Regions from separate parts of the Homo sapiens genome. Here region 2 is linked to region 1. Evidence: chromatin loops called from intact Hi-C (ENCODE). Cell type or tissue: endothelial cell of umbilical vein. All regions are shown on one strand. Each heading gives the region's core, and the rest is flanking DNA. Links, peaks and the distances in the headings are about the cores only. Region 1 overlaps LINC01091 (long intergenic non-protein coding RNA 1091). Region 2 overlaps LINC01091 (long intergenic non-protein coding RNA 1091).

Evidence for each region. Peaks named below come from ENCODE experiments on the same cell type or tissue, not always from the same donor. Only the 100,000 strongest peaks of a DNase experiment are listed, where the experiment ranks them.
Region 2: it touches region 1 in a loop (4-fold over the local background); 1 of 110 quality-filtered maps calls a loop at or near these places.

The regions. Positions count from the first base shown.
Region 1 is chr4:123,918,387-123,928,129 of GRCh38, forward strand. LINC01091 (long intergenic non-protein coding RNA 1091) reads left to right here. Exons shown (of 6, transcript NR_027105.3): 5 at 6,798-6,951. Among named protein-coding and RNA genes, the nearest start is that of LINC01091, 270 kb to the left of the region's middle. In endothelial cell of umbilical vein, for the core only: no CTCF peak of the experiment used is centred there; DNase peaks (open chromatin) are centred at 4,685 and 6,425; H3K27ac peaks cover 2,369 bases.
Region 2 is chr4:123,852,135-123,861,877 of GRCh38, forward strand. The region is part of intron 4 of LINC01091 (long intergenic non-protein coding RNA 1091); the gene reads left to right. Among named protein-coding and RNA genes, the nearest start is that of LINC01091, 210 kb to the left of the region's middle. RefSeq lists an enhancer at 2,525-6,241. In endothelial cell of umbilical vein, for the core only: no CTCF peak of the experiment used is centred there; a DNase peak (open chromatin) is centred at 5,057; H3K27ac peaks cover 1,296 bases.

The DNA of each region.
Region 1 (9,743 bases), core at 2,189-7,188:
ACAGCTTTTCAAAAATTTTAACAATGAAATAGATACCTTGGAATTCTGGATTAAATATACATACATACATATATGTATATTTAAAAATAGCACTTAATTTTCATAATAGCATATAAGCTTATGCTCCACATAGGTTAATGAAGACTTGTTAAGAACTGAGCATTGCCATTACAGGCCATTTAATAACAGTGAGGGAAGTGATAACAAACTCGTATGAACAATAAACACAGCATGAAAGCATATATAATTAAATTCTCTATGGTATGGTCTAAGTATTGTGTGGTGTTCAGAACAGAAAAAGCTCAGCTAAGGTTGAAGTATTCAGAAAGAATTTAGTCATGGAAGTGCTGGGACATGAGATTTCCTTTAAAGAAAAGGGTCTGTCTAGTAGAGAAGGAAAAATATAAGCATACATCTCTACGCAGAAATAAGCACGGTATACTTGTGGAATAACTAGTAAATTATCATTGCTCTGTATGCCTTTCTTATCGCTTATCATAGGGACTGAGCAAAACTTTTTCCCAGGAATGAGAACAAAATAATTTTAAAACAAATCCCAGATCATTGTTTCTGTCAAAGTCAATGTTACTTTCTAAGTAAATGCTGAAGCTAGTGGCTTTATAATGATATTTCTACAGACTTGACTTATTTAAATAATCTCATGGCTATTAAATTACTACATTGGATCTGGCAGATGAAAGTATCTGTGTTTTGCTTTACAAACTTGTTCATATCAAAAACTGCCTCTTCAAAAAAGGATAATGACCTTAGGGTGTAGTGATCATGTCATCCCATTCTAAATAGATCTGTGTTTCTCACTTATAAATTGGAAGAGCAGGGTGGTAAACCTGACTGCAGAATAAGTCATATTTCATTCGGAAATATCCAGGCTGGCATTCATTTGAGGACAGGAAAGAAAACACAGAGAAACATTCACAAATGAGAAGAAAGATTACAAAGGGTACAGTAGGTTGGTAAAGATAGATAGACACCTTTCTTTCTCTCTCCCCTCCTCTTCTTCCTCCTCGCCACCTCCTCTCCTTCCCTCTTAACTTTCTTCTTTGTGTCTAATATGAGTTAGTATTACTTACACACATACCAGCTTTATTGTCAGATGTTAATGCCCACAAAACATTCCCTACGTAGATATGAGAATTCCTCAGGTTGTGCCTTAATCTGTGCTCAAAAACAAACTCCCAGCCTGCTCTGCTTCTGCGTCTTGCCTTGCTGTTTTTTAGGGAGAAGACTATTCCCACTTGTGAATCTGGCATTTTTCTTGGAAAGCTGTCTTCCATCATTAGTCACCAGAGTGATCACCACCTTGATCTTGGAGAAAGAAACATTGCTATCCATTGGGATAGTCCCGTTTTCTGTAATTTCCCACACAATGAGACCAGCTGTAATTTTTAACAGGGTTTATGGAAGGTTAAGGAATAATGGACAGAAGCTACATCAGGAGCATTACTCACAGCTATTGGCCAGGCTCAGATCCATGTCTTGCTAACCACACTGTCTCCCTGTAACACTGTCTCCCATACAGGAGTGCTACCACACTGTCTCCTGTATGGTAGGTGAGAAGCGCTGCTCACCTCCCATATCTGAGACTATTTCGACTGTCTATAGGCCAAACTAGTTTAAGTTCTTTTTCAGTTTAAGATTTGCTGCTTAGATCTTCATTTTCTGTCATAAGATTGATATCTTTCCAGGATTTTTGACAACAGGAATTTCATTCTCTTATATTGATAGGTCTTCCTTTGGGGTGAGGGTATGTATCTGGGATAGTTGTAGGAACCTCATCCCACTCAAGGAAACATGCTCTGCCTTTCTGCTTCTTATAAGGCAACCTTGCAGTAGTCCAAGACTACGATGTTTTTGAGTTACCTGGTCTAATAAAAACCACAGGTGGCAAATAATTGTGTCCAGGTTAGCCCACACTAAGCTGAGTCCAGTCTCTCTTCCATCAGCCCTTTCCAAAGATTAAAACAATCTTGGTGTCTAGACTCAGGTTACTTGATACATATATTCATATATTTTATTTTTTTATATTTATTTTATTATTATTATTTTTAATAGAAACAGGGTTTTATCGTGTTGCCCAGGCTGGTCTCAAACTCCTGAGATCTGCCTGCCTCAGCCTCCCAAAGTGCTGGGATTATGAGCATGAGCCACCGTACCAGGCCTATATTTGTATATTTTAAATAATTAATTAATCTAGTTTTAATTGAAAAGTAAAGATTGTATATATTTATTGTGTACAACATGTTTTGAAATATGTATGCATTGTGAAATGATTACTAGAGCTAAGTAACATATGCATTACCTCACATAATTGTCATTTTTTGTGATAATCAAATCTTTCAGCAATTCTTCAGAATACAATACATTGTTACTAACTACAGTCATCATGTTGTATGATGTATCTCTTAAACTTATTCCTCCTATCTAACAAACTTTGTATTCTTTGACTAACATCTGCCCATCTCCCCCCTCCCCCAACCTCTGGTAACTGCCATTCTACTCTCTTCCTACAAAATACACTTTTTAATTTTAATTTAATTTTATTCTATTTTGAGACAGGGTCTCACTCTGTCACTGAGACTGAAGCAAGTGGTGCGATCTAAGCTCACTGCAGCCTTGACCTCCTGTGCTCAGGTGATCCTTCCCCTTCAGCCTCCGTGTAGCTGAGATTACAGGTGCATGCCACCACATTTGGCTTGAAAATTTTTTTTTTCATGGGGTTTTCTTACAGATGGGGTTTTGCCATGTTGCCCAGGCTGGTCTCAATCTCCTAGGCTCAAGTCATCCTCCTCTCTTGGCCTCCCAAAGTGCTGAGATTACAGGTGTGAGCCACTGCACTTGGCCTGGTTTGATTCCACATTTTCTTACTATGATAGAATACTGCACACTGGGAAATTTATAAACAATAGAAGCTTATTTGGTTCATGATTCTGCAGGCTGGAAAGTTCAGGATCGAGGGGCTGAATCTGGTGAAGGACTTCTTGCTGCATCAGCCATGGCAGAAAGACAAAGAGAGTGAGAGAGAGACAGCCAGAGATTAAATTTACAGCCCCAAGCCCTTTTATAATTGGTTTTAATCCATTCATGAGAATGTAGCCTTCATTATCTAAACACTTCTTATTAGGCCCCACTGCCAAACGTTGTTGCACTGGGGGATTAAGCTTCCAGCACATGTTTTTTGGAGGACATATTCAAACCGTAGCATACAGATAAGTGAGATCATGTGTATTTGTCTTTCTGTGCCTGGCTTATTTCACTTGGCATAATGTCTTCCAGGTTCATCCACGTTGTTGAAATGACAGGACTTTCTTCTTCTTCGTCTTTTTTTTTTTAGACTTAATGGTATTCCACTGTGTATATATACTATATTTCCCTTATCTAATTATCTGTTGATGGACACTTCGGTTGATTCCATATCTTGGCTATTGTGATAATGCTGCAGTGAATATGGGAGTGTAGATATGTCTTTGAAATACTAATTTCATTTCCTTTGGAGATATATATATATGTGTGTATATATATATGTGTATATATATATGTATATATATGTGTATATATGTGTATATATGTGTATGTATATGTGTATGTATATGTGTATATATGTGTATATATATGTGTATATGCATATATACACATATACATACACACACATACATAAGTATATATATAAAATTGCTGGATCAAGTAATTTTTTGAGGAATCTCCATACTGTTTTATGTAATGACTATCTTAATTCATATTCCTATCAACAGTGTGAAAATGTTTCCTTTTCCCCACATCCTCACCAACTCTTGTTATCTTTCCTCTTTTTGATAATAGCCATTCTAACAAGTGTAAGGTAATATCTCATTATGGTTTTAATTTGTATTTCTCTGATAAGTAGTAAAGATTTACTGAATTCATTTTTTAATTCTAGCAGTTTTTTGGTGGAGTCTTTAGGGTTTTCTTATATATAGAAAACCTATATATAGGAGTGGAATTGCTGGGGACGCATATGCTTAGTTTCAGTATAGATTCCCAGATTTCCAAAGTGACTGCATCCTTTTCCACTTTTCACCGCAGTTTCTGAGAGTTCTCGTTGCTCTGGAACATTTGCCCTTGTGCTTTTTAACTGGCAATTGTTAATAAAATAGAAAGCTGTATTTTTTTTCCTGTATGTTCATTTTATGTATTTTGCTAAGTATCTTATTGTTTTAAAAAATGCTCTAAAACCGTGGTAATATCTCCACCTTTATTTCTAATTTTGTATATTTATACATTATTTATTACACTAAAAGTTTGTCTGTTATTGGTTTAATTTCTAGCAAAATATCTATGAAAATTATTTATTAATTCTATTGTTTCAAAAATTAATATTTTCTTATTTCATACTTATTCGTTTTTAGCTTTCCTTAAGCTTATTTTTCAATCTTCATTAGCAGAATGCTTACCTAATTGATTATTGTTTAATAGTAAATTGTTTCTGCTGATGGAGTGACCAACATAAATCCAGGGGAAATCTGCTGGAGAGATATTGAGTATAAAATATTTTTTCATTCAGAGAGAGAGAGACAGAGACAGAGACACACAGGGAGAGAAATAAGGAGTTAATTATCCACTTCCTTCCCCAGGACTTTGCCATGTCTGCATGTGTGGATGAAGAGTGTGATTTTAATCTTATAACCAGGAAGGGAGTTAGTCATAGGGAAATTACAGAACAGATGATTAAAGATATGTAGGTCTTTTCTGATATCACAAAGGCACAGCCTTTCATCCAACTTCCTCTTATTAAAGACCAAAAACATTAAAAATAAAAAAAGGAAAAAGGAAATAAATATTTTTCCCAATTTTTAAACTTCTGAATTCTGTTTTCTATTATTGGCCAAGGCATTCTAACTGATTCACTACCCATATCTTTCTTCATTTTTGTTTTGCTTGATATAACAGGGACAGAGAGCTATGAAAGTATCCTCCTACTGTTGTTTTCTTTTTTTTGAAAAAACTAGTTTTTGATTACATGATCCTGTATTTTATTATTATTCAGCTTGAAGATTCATAAGTTACAATTTTGTGTCACAAACTTATTTTGTTCTTTCCCATCATATTATTTTAAAAATATACAATCTACAATTTCTTACCCAGCTTCTTAAAGTATTAGTTTATTACTATGTGAGGATTAATTTACTTTTCTTTCAAATAGTGTTAAAATGTACTTTCTGATAAAATATTGTTAAACAATTTCCTTATACTCAATGCTATATTTACATATTTTCTGAGACTCACTTCTACTGTTCTTATGCTGTAATTTCCCCTTTTATATGTACAGATAAACCTTAATAGAATACTTTCTTGATTTTTTTTTCAGGACAAATAAATAGATAATATTCTTTCAGTTACTGTTACACATGAAACAAAACTTCAGTGAACATAGAGCATCTGGCTTAAAATTTGTTCCCCTGATGCATTTGTAGCTGTTTTTCCCATGTTCTGGCATTTGGTGTGGTGCAGAAGAGGTCCTGCCTCAGTGTAATTGTTCTGCCGTGCTAGGTTACATTTTTTTCCCACCTTTAGGCTGGTTGTCTTTCACGTCTCAACAGGGTATATCTGGGTTGATTTTTACTCTTCAGATGTAACCTCTTTAAATCTTTAGATTCAATTCAAATTTTTTTCTATTAATACTTTTTTTCAGTATATTTTCTGTTCTATTTTTCAGAATTATTGATCAAATTTGGATCTCTGTGTGCTGTCCTCCAATTTAATACTTTCTGTGTTGCTGTTTTATTTTCTTTCTTCTGGAACCTGGCAAAGTGCGTCAAGGTGGGTCACCAGATGTCTGACTCAATCTTCTATATTAATAGGTTTTCTCTGTATTGTTAAAATTAATTTTAAATTGATTTTGTGAAATTTATAATTATAGGATTTTTTTCATGTTCAGCTCCATTTAAATTTTTTCCTGTTTGCCCATTCTTCTTTTTTCTTATCACTTTGAACATACTGATCTCACACAGAAAAGACGCATTGATAGAAACGAATTTCTGAACTGAGTCCAAAGATTTAAAGAGGTTACATATAAATTGTAAAACACCTACATCTGGTTGTACCCTGATGAAAAAAGAAAGAAGACAATCTCTTTATCATGTCTGTCTTTTGTTTTGAAGTTGTTACTTAAATTTTGTTAAAATAAATTGTGGTTTATTGCATTATTTTCCTCATTTCTTCACCTCTTCTTGCGTCTGTTCCCTTGCTATGGCCTCGTCATCACAGATGGCATGTACTCATTTCATCTTGTCTCTGGGCTTGGCTATATGACTTGCTTTGGCTGATGACACATGAGCAAAAGTCACAGTTTGTATTCTAAGTGCAAGCCTGGAAGACCTCACATGTTCTTGCTTGTTTTCTTTTCTTTCTGGCCGATCATGGAAATAACATAACCATGGGTAGCCTGCTGGTCAGCAGAGCCACCCTAGGTAATTAATAGACATGCAGTGACAAAAAGAGCTTCCCAGTTGAGCCAAGCCTATGTCAATCAGATTCTAGTAGATTCACAGATGCATGAGCAGTAAGAAAAGTTTACACTTATTGGAGTGATTTGTTATGTAGCAATAAGTAACCAATACAATACGTTTTAAAATATTTTCTCTGGTAAGTCATTTTCAAAAGTAATTCTTTCTGTGCTTCTTGCTTAATAAATTTTTTTTGTAAATCTTACTTTTAAAACTTTATTCTTTTTTGCCTTGAATTCCTCACTGAAAAAAGATTCATTGTTTTTTTTTTTTTTTCTAATTCATCTGTCAAAATAGCGATGAGGCTTCCTCTTTGAAGATCACAGGTGAGAAGATTAGGTGCTTTCTCAGAAGCCCAGCAACCTGATGGGAGTGTGGAGTGAGCAAGACCCAAATCGGAGCTTCATCCCTGCATGGTTCATTTTGCTTATTTGGCAAACTTGCCCTGCAGGTAAGCAGATCCAGTGTGACAATATCTTCCTGTGCCAGCTGTTCATGTTTTCAAAGAAGAGATTCTTTGGGGTTTTGTTTTGTGCCTTGAACCCTTCAAAAGCAAATGTCCCAATTCTGACTGGCTTACTACTTGTCCTGCTTCCTGCTCTTCTAAAGAAGATATCTGCTGCTTTGGGGGAAAATTTTCAGCATGGTTCAAGGTATTTTATTTGCTTGCTATCCTTGAAAGAGACTAGCCAGCTGCTCACAAATCTCACTTCATCTCCCTCTTAGATATTCAGCTAACCTATATTTTTGTTTCCTCTGCCTGTGGCCATGTGATTGATTTCTTAGGAATATAATGTGAATAGAAGTGATATTGTTATTTCCAGATCTGGCTCATAAAAACTTCCTATGAACAATTACCAACTTTCCAACAGAGGCTAAAGAAAATGGAGAAAGTCCAATAACCAAGGATTGCATCTGACCCACTGCAGTACGCAATCAACTTTAACAATTATTGAAAAAGCAGAGATTTTGTAAGATTCTTCAGTTAAACAAAGTAACTATACTTGTAAAGATCAAATTCAGAGAGATCTAGACTACGGCAAAAAGTATCACTCACCTTTACTATTAAATCAGATTGTATGTTAGGTCTTTCAACTTAACCATCTTTGAATTTAACCTAAATATCTCCATTTTCTGCTAGCTGCTACAGCAAGACAGTGTCCAGTCATTTTTATGTAGTGCTCCTCCCACTTACACACCCTGTTTAGTTCAGATTCCAGTGTCTCTGGATCAATTACTGTGAAAGGAAGGTGGCAGAAGTAGGATGGAGCAAAGGAAGTACAACCGTGATGCACCAAAATGGCAGGGTGCTCTGGAGTGAATACTGACATACAGAGCCAGGGTCCCATTTTGGGCCCAAATGGCTGAGTTTTTATCCTCTGCAGGGCTGAAAATCGGTTCTTGATATTCCCGCCTTGCTCAGTCACCACAGTGGTCACTCCCACATGGATGTGATCTTAACTAGATCTCTACAGTTGAAGATGGCCATTTGGGACCAACTTGGGGAGCTATATGCTGACTGACCATACTCCTAGTGACTGGGCAGTGACTTCTGCCAAATTCTAGTTAATCTTACATTTCCTCTCACACACTAGTTTTTTTCTCCCATTTTTTAATAATATGCTGTTTTTTCCTCCATGAAAATGTTTGGTATGACTCCTAACAGTTCTCTATTTTTTTTTTTCTTTTATTAAAAGAAATTGGCAGTGCTCATTGTCTGTGCAGAGTAGAAGAGGCACCATGAGACAAATTACTTTTGATCACCAAATAGTTACTTAAAGGGCTGTTGGTTTCTTATAGTTATCAAATTTTATTGGTATACCTAATGCATTTGACACCTGAAGTAAATCATTTTTAAATATCTTCCCTTTATTCTAGAAAATTATTTTAGTAAATTTCATAAAATGAAATAAATAATAGTAATGGATAGATTTTTAAATTATGCTTTATACATATAATCATATAGCTTAGAAATATAAAACAAATTTAAAACAAACCAATTAAAACAAAAATAAATAAAACAAGAATGAAAAAAGAAAAAATAGAAGGAAAAATAAATAAAGTAATTAGAATGGTATAAAGAGAACAAAGTACAATTAATTCAATAATTTTGATAGCTACATAGCAATTGAAACTTTGAACTTTTGGTTACAGTCTGATATAATAAGTCATCTATATAATTGGTAATTAATAAATGAATTATAAGGGAAGCAAAATGTCTATAAAGGCTAAAATTTAGGCAACTGGGTCATAGCCCTGATGTAACATTTTATTATTATGATTTGTTTATTATTTTAAAAACAAGGTAGTTTATTAAAAAGTTAACCATGAATTTACCATCTGACACAGCAATTTCACTACGAGGTATTTATGCAAGAATAAATGAAAACATATGTCCATTCAAAGACCTGTGCACCAATCTTCATAGCAGCCTTTTTAATAATAGCCAAAAAGTGAAAACAGTTTAATGCCCATCAATTGGTAAAGGAATTAACAAATGTGGTATATCTATATGTGGAATATTATTTGGCAATAAGACATGGTTTATCCATATCATAGATAAACCTCAAAAACATCATGCTAAGTGAAAGAAGTCATTAAGACTTAGAAGAAAGTTGAAACCCAATCCAAAGAATCTAAGGACTACAATAAAATGATATAGGAGCTGAAAGACAAAATAGCCATTTTAAGAAAGAATCAAACTGATGTAATAGAGCTGGAAACACACTACAAGAATTTCTAATACAATTTGCAAATATTAACAGCAGAACACACCAAGCTCAGGAATGATTCTCAGAGCTCAAAGCCTGCTTCTCTGAACTAAATCAGTCAGACAAAAATTAAGAAAAAATAAAAAAGAATGAACAACATCTCTGAGAAATATGAGACTATGTAGAAAAGCAAATCTAAGACTCACTGGTATCCCTGAAAGATGGAGAGAAAGCAAGCAACTTGAAAAACATATTTGAGGATATCAATGAAAATTTCCCCAACCTCACTAGAGGGGCCAACATTCAAATACAGGAAGTGCAGAGAACCCCTGTGAGATACTATACAAGATGACCAACCCCAAGACACACAGTCATCAGATTCTCCAAGGTCAAAATGAAAGAAGAAATGTTAAAGGCAGCTAGAGAGAAGGGGCAGGTCACCTACAAAGGGAAGCCTATCAGACTAACAATGGACCTTTTAGCATAAACCATACAAGCCAAAAGAGATTACAGCCTATATTTAGCATGCTTA
Region 2 (9,743 bases), core at 2,718-7,717, 66 kb before region 1:
ACCACCTAAGGTGGTATTGTCTCTTGGCTGTGATCTTCTCAATAACACCTTGAGATATATCAATGCTTCTTGATTTCTATAGCTTGAGTAGTAGAGATTAATGTGTTCATGTAACATTGGATTTAGCACTTAACCGAATTTAAATAATATAATGACATCAGCCATCAACTTCTCTTCTTAGGGCATTAGTAAAATGAATGTTAATTTTGGGGAAGTTCCTGAGTTTCTTAAAATTAATAAACTTTACGGAAATGAAGGACCAGCAAAGGGTGAGGACTACTCTAAAAAGCTCCTAATTTGTTGGTGGGATACCTTGATCCCATAGGAGAAGTCTTCCTAAAATGAGAATTGGTTCTCCAAAAGCCAGACATAGTTCTGATTGGAGAGGATTCACTTCTGGCCCCAGAGGACATGCCACAGAACTAAGGGAATTCTAGTCTCTGACCAAGAGACCAATTCTTCATGTGGTTTACAACAATTTTTGTTTTATGTGCTAAAGAATAGAAAGCTGAATAAGAAATGATTCTTGCTCTCAATAGTTTTTAAATTTTGTGGAGGCTGCAAGGCACTAATCTTACCCTTGGAAATTTCTTTTGGATACCCAGATAGCCATGACAATGGTGTAATGTATGGGGAAATTTTCCTCTATCATTCAAGTGATGCTTGTTTCTGGGGGGCAGTCAGCTATATATATGGTTATATTCTTAGAATCTGCATGCAAAAAAGATGTCCATTCAAGTAACGAAGACAAATATTTTTAAACTCTGGCCCAAGTCATTCTTCTAGGCCCAGGGTATACTTCACTTTTACTATGAATTCCTCCTCATCCCTCAGCTTCTGTACTTGAGAAGCTTTCAAACACCTTTGTTATAGCACTCATCGGTTATGATTTATGCATACATTTTTTCCATTAGACTCTGAACTCCTCAGGGATAGAGACTATCTATTATTTGTCTTTTAAAATTTTGAACTAGTTTTATTTTGTTGTCAAATACAAACACAGAATTGAATATTTGTAACAAAAAAGTTTGAATTTCTCTCTCGTAATAATTTCTAAGAGGAAACTGTCATTTTTTATTCCTTCTCCAGATGTAATTATTGACAGCTTATTAAGTAAAGTAGCATTTTCTTAGCAGTGACAGGTATGACTTTTGTCTTTTGAGGCTGTCTATAATATTAATATCTTATAATGTGAGCACATGAATCCATAATTGTCCAAATGAAGAGTTCAAGAATAAATTACTTGATTTAGAAAGATTCAGAAGAGCTTGAGTCTCTGGAACTGAAGTCCACCTCAGGTTTACATTTTGCCTCATAATCTTGGCTTTTAGAATGCATTTAATGCGTGAGAATAATTACTGGGTACCAATCACTTCTTTGCTTAGATTATTTTATGTACTTTGTGCATTAGATAGTTTTACTATTAGTTCTATGAGTGAGGTAGCTTTGAGGGATTATGTAATGAGCTTTAGATAATATAGGTGGTAAGTGGTCCTACCACTTTCCTTAAACAAGGAACTGTGCTCCCTTGCCTCCTTTTCTACCCCTGAGCTTCTCTCATCACTCCCTGCACCCTGTCCCCAATTTATTGACCTCAAATATTTTTCTACCTTGTTGCAGACTGAAGTGAAGGTCTTAGCAGATTTTGGGACACATGGAGTGCAGCAGAGGTTATCATCGCACACTGTGTTTATAGCTTCACTCAGCCAGGGTTTTTTGGCAGTTTTCAGGACCATAGAGGCCTCATTTCAACACAGGAGCCAGTGTAAATACACAACAAAGAGACCACACCTGAGGAGGTTTTTCTGTCTATTTTAGTGACCTTGTTTGTGGCTGTGGGCCACTGGCGATCCTTCTCATCAGTCAAATATTAAACTTCTCTTTCCGAAACTTCCCTTAGGCCTGTCTGAAGATTTTTGGTCCCCATGTTTTATGAAGTGATAAAGATTTTGAGCTTTTCAAAGACAAAGCTGGTATGTATTTTTTAGATGACATTGTCATCATGATTACATTTGCCGTGTAAATTAATTTTTATTTTTTTAAAGAGTAAGTTACCACTGAAGTTCCTCTTCTACTTGATAGTTGTCAGAAGACAAGATAAGTGCTTAGGTTTTGACATTCACAATCTATGTGACAGGAGGCTGATCAAAAGTTGGATTTCTGATACCCGATGAAAGCAATACGGTAGGGCTGGGCTAAATCAGATTGAATAAAGATCTTTCCTTCCTGTTTCTACTGCGGCATGAATACTAATAAGTTAATATGTTTTGGGTGCCCACCAAGTACCCATTTTAGAAGACCTTTAAAGAATATAAGAAATGAGTGACAAGATCCATGCACATGAGGAACTTAATTATTAAGAAAAGATTCTAACAAACTCTGGACCATTAACAGTTTGAAGGCATGGTTTTGCTTTTGTAAACTGAATATGAAAAGATGACAGGAAATAAATGGTTGTAATGTGTAATAAGAGTGGTGGTATTTGAAAAGAGGAAAGCTTGGAACATTTTTGGTTTGGTACACCGACAAATGTTGAGGGGCCTAGCAGATTTGCAAAAATTGAGTCTGGAAATTTGGTTCCCAGTGTGTGAACAGTATGGTCTGAGGGTCTGAGATAATTAGCAGAAATTAATCTTAACTTGCTGGCTTTAGTTTCTAAAGAGGCTGCTGACATGACTTGGTGCTATGCAAGACAAAGTTGACATGTAATGCAAGAGACGTTAATTCTATCTGCCAAAACATTAAAAATATGCTTATTAAATAGAAATAAATAATCGCTACATATGTATATAAAATAACCACAATGAATTTTTACAAGTATTGGATATAAATGAAAAAGTGAAAATTTCATACATCCTGCTTAGATATAGATGAAGCTGTTTTGCATGCTTCTCTTTCTTCAGTATTTAATTAGGAGATTTATCTACCTTATTGTGTAACTTGATTTTATATTTTACGTGTAAGAAGGTGAATCAACTTTTCTGTATTGCAACAATCTTCGTTAACATTTTCAACATGTACTTTCACTTTAGCTGATTTATAATTGCAGCTTCACTGCTTTATTGTCGTGTTTTATTCCTAAAACAATGTGTTTCTATATTTAAGGATGATATGGTGCACAAATGTTGTTAAGCATACAAATTGATGGCATAATTTGCCCTTGACCTTGGATCTTGGTGGTTGCTGGGACACTGAGGAGAGAGCTTTTTTTTGGCCATGTGGGAGACTACCAAAGGCATCAATTTTAAAACTAGACTGGAGCAATTACCATTACATTTATGTTAGAGGTTAACATTTGTGTTATTTCCTCTTATTGCCTGGCTTTACAGAATGTTATGCCCCACTGCTTTTATTAAATCCAGGTAATAGAGGAAATAACAGTGTTATTAACCTCTAACACTGATGAAAAATTAGTCTTAAGTAAAACATGGTTTAAAATCAGAGCCATTGAGCCAGTACTTTAGCTGGTTCCCTGACCAAGCACAGAAAGGCTTTGTATACTCATTGTGCCCATATTCATTATGATAAAAGTAAAACAAAGTATAACACGAAATAAATCTCTGGGGGAAAAAGGGATTTGATTTTAATATGTACTGTATTCTTACTAGTAAATGTTATAGTTTACATGACATTATATAAATAAATATTGATCAGGAGAGTACCACTTTTCTATGATTGAAAGAGGAATTCGTTTTGATAACTTGATTACTTTCACAGAAAAGCACTTAGAAATTTAATATATAATCATTGACCTCATCAGAAGTCACTAGTTAGGTGCTTCCAAACACAACTGTTGTTAAGCTGAGGATTACTTTAGAAAATTTCCCTTTTCTTTTCTTGTTTGCATTTAAAACAATAATTTTTCAAAGTGATTTTTGGGATTTAGGCAGAGTTTGCTTCCCTGGTCATACAATGGTTACACATGGTTTTGTTGGGATGTTTATGCTAATTGAGACCACAAAGTTGTGAGTGAATTTATACATTTTAGGCAAATTAGGAAATATAGACTTAGTCAATACAATTAGAATGATAATTTATTGTAGGAAAATAAGATCTTGGTATCATAGTCTATTGATTATGTAGTTTAAATAACCCTAAATGTATTTTGTATGCTTTGATTAATAAATATTGTATTTAAATTTAATTTTAAAGCAACATATTTCTATTAAGCAATGCATATGTGTATCTAAGTAACTCTAAAGGTTTTTCAATTGTCTGATTTTTAAATAAATCTCTCTGCCTAACATTTATTAGTGAATTGCCAAATTATTTAAAGGTATTTTTCTTTTGTGGAATAAAATGTACCTCTTAATATAAGCATATTGGTTTCTAAATTACTCAATATATTTACCATGATTTTGTAAATAATGAAGTAGTAAAAGATTTCCTTTTAATCTATTATTTTAAATATAGAATTAATATAATTGATTAGAATAAATATCAATGAGAGAGAACATTGTATCTTACATATTTATTCAAAGGATGGTGTTGGGTAACACTAGATTTAAGAGCTTTTGTGTGAATTAAATAAAACTGCACATACAGAAGTGTCTTGTAATTATGTTAACAGTAAGTATTATATTATTCTCATGACTTATAGTGGGGAAGATGTATATAAACTTCACAGTATTCATGGCATTCCTATAGTATAAGTTGTTTAATAGAAAATAACAAAGAAAAGTAGGCATTGTACTTCTTAATCTTTAGGTAAATATACATTCCAGTTGCATGAACAGTCCTATGTAAAGGCTCAACAATCCGTTTACTTTTTAAATTAACAACCACTTCAATGGTTAATTGAGTATTTCTAAGCCAATAAATTACCCTTCAACATTACTGACTGGAAGCTTAGTTAGTATCCAAAACAAGCCTGGCATTAATGAACTCATTCTCCAACAAAAGGAAAAGGAAGCATCAAATCTGAACTTTGGATGTGTTCGGTTCCTTATTCTAAACACATTAGTACACTGTATTTTCCCACTTAGAGAAGCTTTTGTACACTGAGCATGTGGCTGTTTAAATGCCCCAGCGGGACATCCAGAGGCTGCAAAAACGGGAAAAATTATTTGGAACAATTTGCTTTCGTTCAAGGGCAACCATTTTACAGCTGGTTTATTGCTATTCTTGTGCTGTTTAAGCTGTCTTTCGTGTCAAAAGTCCTTTCCTGCTTACAGATCATCAGGAAGCATTCTGCTGCGTGCTGTTTGCCTAAGTTCCTCCAGGGCTCCGGGCCTTTGATCACGGATACCATTTGCAATCTGGTTAAAAATAGGAGGCTGCTGAGATAAGCTTGGGTCCTGGCAGTGAGGAAAAGGCCCTTTCCTTTTTTTTTTTTTCTTTTTTTTAAACTTTGTTATTTTGCTTTTTAGCATGGGAACACATAATTGAAGCAAAGAGGAATAGTGCTTAGAAATTATAGCATGCTTAGAGGTGTAAAAAGTTTGTGTGAAAAAAGGTTATTGGTTATTAAAAAGTTCAGTTTTTTGAAACCAGTGTCATTATTGTAGTAAGTTAAAGTTTTGAACATAATGAGTACATTCTTTTCTTTGAGGTTGACAGAAACAATATTTGCTCCCTTACATTTAAAATACACTACTGGTAGCACAGCTTTCAAGCTTGTACTCCTAAGGATGGCATTTAAACCAGAAGCATATATTTTTTTTTTTTTAGTGAGGAAAAATATATTATTGTTGTTAGCAAACCTAATATAAAAGAACAATAATATATTTAATATTGCTATTAGATAACAAGCATTGTAAGGATAAAGTCAGAATAAAAGACTCATATTTTTTATAATTTTTATTGCTTATCATTTTCTAGTGCTTTCTTAAATTTGTCAACTTATTGAAAACAAAAGCATGAAGATATACATGATTTTTAAATTATAGTTTCTCTCAGAATTTTGATTAACATGATTGTATCAATCTTATGATATAGGAGGATGGTGACTTTCATTATTGTTTGCTTAAGCAACAAGTCAAATATACCACAAGCCAGGAAATTAGAGAATTAATTGGAAATGAAACATAACCTAGATGGTAAAATTGGATACTAGAATATCAACATGATACTCAACGTAGAATATTTACTGTGAAATAAAGTGTACTAGAAGGGATCTTGGGAGTTTAATGAATTTTTCTACCAGTGGGCAATATCATTTATTTGTTAATTTACTCAAATAAAGATCTGCGCAAAGCCAAAACCTATGAAGTAAAGCAGAATAAAAGAGTGCCATCCGAGGCTAAAAACATGTTTACTGTATTGCCACATGCATTCTTGGCAGTTTGGGGTCCTGTGTATATTTTGGAGGGGTAAAGAAGAATTAGTCAAAGGAAAGATTGTGGGAATAAATTTGTAGAATGGAGGGTAGGTGAGGGATTAGAGATGAAGGAATCTGTTTATATGGATTTCAGCATGAAAGAGAGTTTAGAAAGAGAGTTCCTGAAGCTGCAATTGATGCAGTTATGCTGGGCTGGAACAACTTGGGATAGGAAGTGTGGTGGGGAGGCAGAGTGGACTGAACTAAGCTGGCTGGAAGTGAAGTCTGGGATGAAGTTTACAGTGCGAGGCAGAATCAGATGATGGAAGAACATGTGCTGTGTACACTGAGTTGTATTAATTGTTATATATATATTTTTAATCAATAGTGTACTAACTTGTGCTGCTGAGTTTACTGAATTCATATTTTTAAAAACTCTAATTTGCCTAACTTTCAAAATAAAGCATCTAAAGCTTATTAAGCATATAGAACAGGAAACTTGGAAAGCTGTTCTTGTGTTTGTGTTTAAATATTACCAAGTATATAATAGCTCACATTCCAGCAGACACAATACTGTGGCTTAGTCAGACCATGTTTTATATTACAAATAGTTTTACGTAAAATGAATGTTCCAATCTATATCTCCAGAATGAAGACAGTCCTCTCTAAAAAGGGCTCCTTCATCCTGAAAGCTAGCTCAGAGGGTTTTTTGAGCTTTGTGTCCTGTTTGTCACTTCTTTGAGTATCTTAACCTGCAGTATAGTTACCCTTGCCACACTACAGTATCATAAAATGGGCATCTTGTATCTCTGTCTCAAGGTGATAATGGAGTTGAAATGTATATCAGGGAAAAGATCAGGATTTCATTGAAAAGATGGAATATACATTTTGCACTAATGTCTGAAAAATCAACTTGCTCATAAGTTATTAAAGGACCACAGGTGCAAGCAGTGCAATTTTTGCAATTCCCTTTCCTGATATATTCTAGCAAGGTCATTTGCCCCTAAGCCTCAGAAGGTTAATTGGATCTCATAAGTGAATGCACCCAATCACTCATGATTTGGGAAATTTTAAAATTGTTGTTATTTAGGCATTAACATTGGAATATCAAATTTGACTTTCTTTTTACTGAGTGGGATTGTTCTAAATTTGCTGGTTTTATGGCTCTTGTAATGAAAATTATTAAAAAAGAACACTAAAGGCCAACTTAAATAAAAACTACCTGTGTTGCTCAAATAAGTTTTTTACCTACATGTCTAGCAAATAGATTTATGGAAATTTAAATCTGCTTTGAGCTCTTTGGGACAAGCGTAATAGCCCTAAATCAAGTATTCAACATGCACCAGAGGTGGTCACTGTGTGGTAATTTTGTTGGTCAATGGAGTGACTCGTACTAACAAGGAAGAAATAGGAAAAGCAGGGGGTCGAGAAGGCGAGGCTGGACACCACTGTGTGATTAAAGTAGAAAGTGTTTTTCTAATACAGTTCTGTGCCTTATTTGTCTGTCTTCCTTTTTTTTTTTTTTTTTTTTTTTTACATCTTTTTGTTCTACAGTTTTGCTTTCTTTTTTCACCTGTTCTCTTTTGCTGAGATGGTAAGTTGCAGGCTCTATTCTGGGTTTAAGTTGATTGTACAAGTAGCAGAGATAATGACATTTTGAATTTGTTAAAAAGCTTTTATCTGAAAATTGACAGGGTATTTTTGTAAAACTAGCAGAAAACATGAGAGGGGCAATGAAAAAATATTTAGCCTTAAGACCCATAGATGTTTCTATTAGATCCATACAACTCAATAGAGAATGTCATGAAAATTCATCCATGAGTGAGAAAACTGGCTGCATGATATCTACCATGTAACTCCACATCAAGAGGGGCATCACCGTTTCATTCACTCTAGGCTCTCATTAAGTTCACTGCACTAGAGTGAGGGACCTGCCTGTGCTCTTAAAAGAAAGGGCAGGGGTCGGATGTGGTGGGTGACACCTATAATCCCAGCACTTTGGGAGGCCAAGGCAGGCGGATCACCTGTGGTTGGGAGTTCAAGACCAGCCTGACCAACATGGAGAAACCCCATCTCTACTAAAAACACAAAATTAGCCAGGCGTGATGGCGCATGCCTATAATCCCAGCTACTTGGGAGGCTGAGGCAGGAGAATCGCTTGAACCCAGGAGGCAGAGGTTGCAGTCAGTCGAGAGTGTACCATTGCACTCCAGCCTGGGCAACAAAAGCAAAACTTCGTCTCAAAACGAAAAAAAAAAAAAAAAGAAGAAAGGATGGTGAGCTTACCTAGATGACAGGTTGATAGGTGCAGCAAACCACCATGGCACATGTATACCTGTGTGACAAGCCTGCACGTTCAGCACATGTACCCCAGAACTTAAAGTTAAAAAAAATGCTCCATGTATCTTTAATGTATTTACCTTGACTAATTTTATAGACTATCTTATCTAAATACACTAGAACTATCAACTCTGTATTTGTTATAGTGTAGTTAATATGTAATATCTCATCCAAAAGTAAACATATTTAATATTTATTTTAAAACTCAACAAACATCATATATAATTTTACTTAATGGAGTAGCATATTATCTTCTCTAATGGCTTATCGATCATGAAAAATTTATTTCAAAGAGGACCATTATACAGATATATCAGGAATTAGTGGTATCTTAGGTGGCATCTTCACAAGGAAGAGACATAAAGATATTTCTTATTATTGCAGCATATCTATACGTTAAAGCATGTTCTCTTAAGGGATCATATCTTTGGCAGAAGAAAAGATATAAAAGGATTCTAAAAGTGGCTACGATATTCAATTCCACAGTACCAGAAGATTAATCTGCCACAATTTCTTTTGCTTTAATCACTATATGTCTTAGGTTTTCTCTTCTTTTTGGGTGCTCCCTTTCTTAATGGTAGTTGAATTCTCAGAGTTTAGCATATTGTACTTCTGGGGGAGTGGAGAGCTCTAGAGAAACTCAAATACTTCTTTTTACAAGATGTATATTTGTTTTATTCATAATTTGTCATGTTCTGGAATACAAAAGGTAATTGTAATGATGGCTGAATTTAACACAAAATTTTTAACTTCAACTTAAAACATGGACTGATTAATCTCATTCAATGGCAATATTCAATGCTTAAAGGAACATAAACACGTACACAATTGTGCAGTTTTCATAAGGGTTTATTTTATAACTGGTGGATAGCACATTTAACAGTTAAATACGTTTAAATAATGTATAGGTGACTACACAATTGCAGCACTGGTAACTAGATAGATAACCAATTCCACTAAAAACCAGCTAATGAGTAACTGTCTAAATATTTAAAAAACAGCTCTCGTTTGGGTCATCTTTCGTTTTGAACACCTTCTTAGGGGGGCAAAAGCCTGCTGGTCACAATGGAAATATATTAAGGCTAAATCTTCTGATATCCATTCTCGGAGGCTACTTTCAGCTGGATTAAGTCTCTGCCTCTAG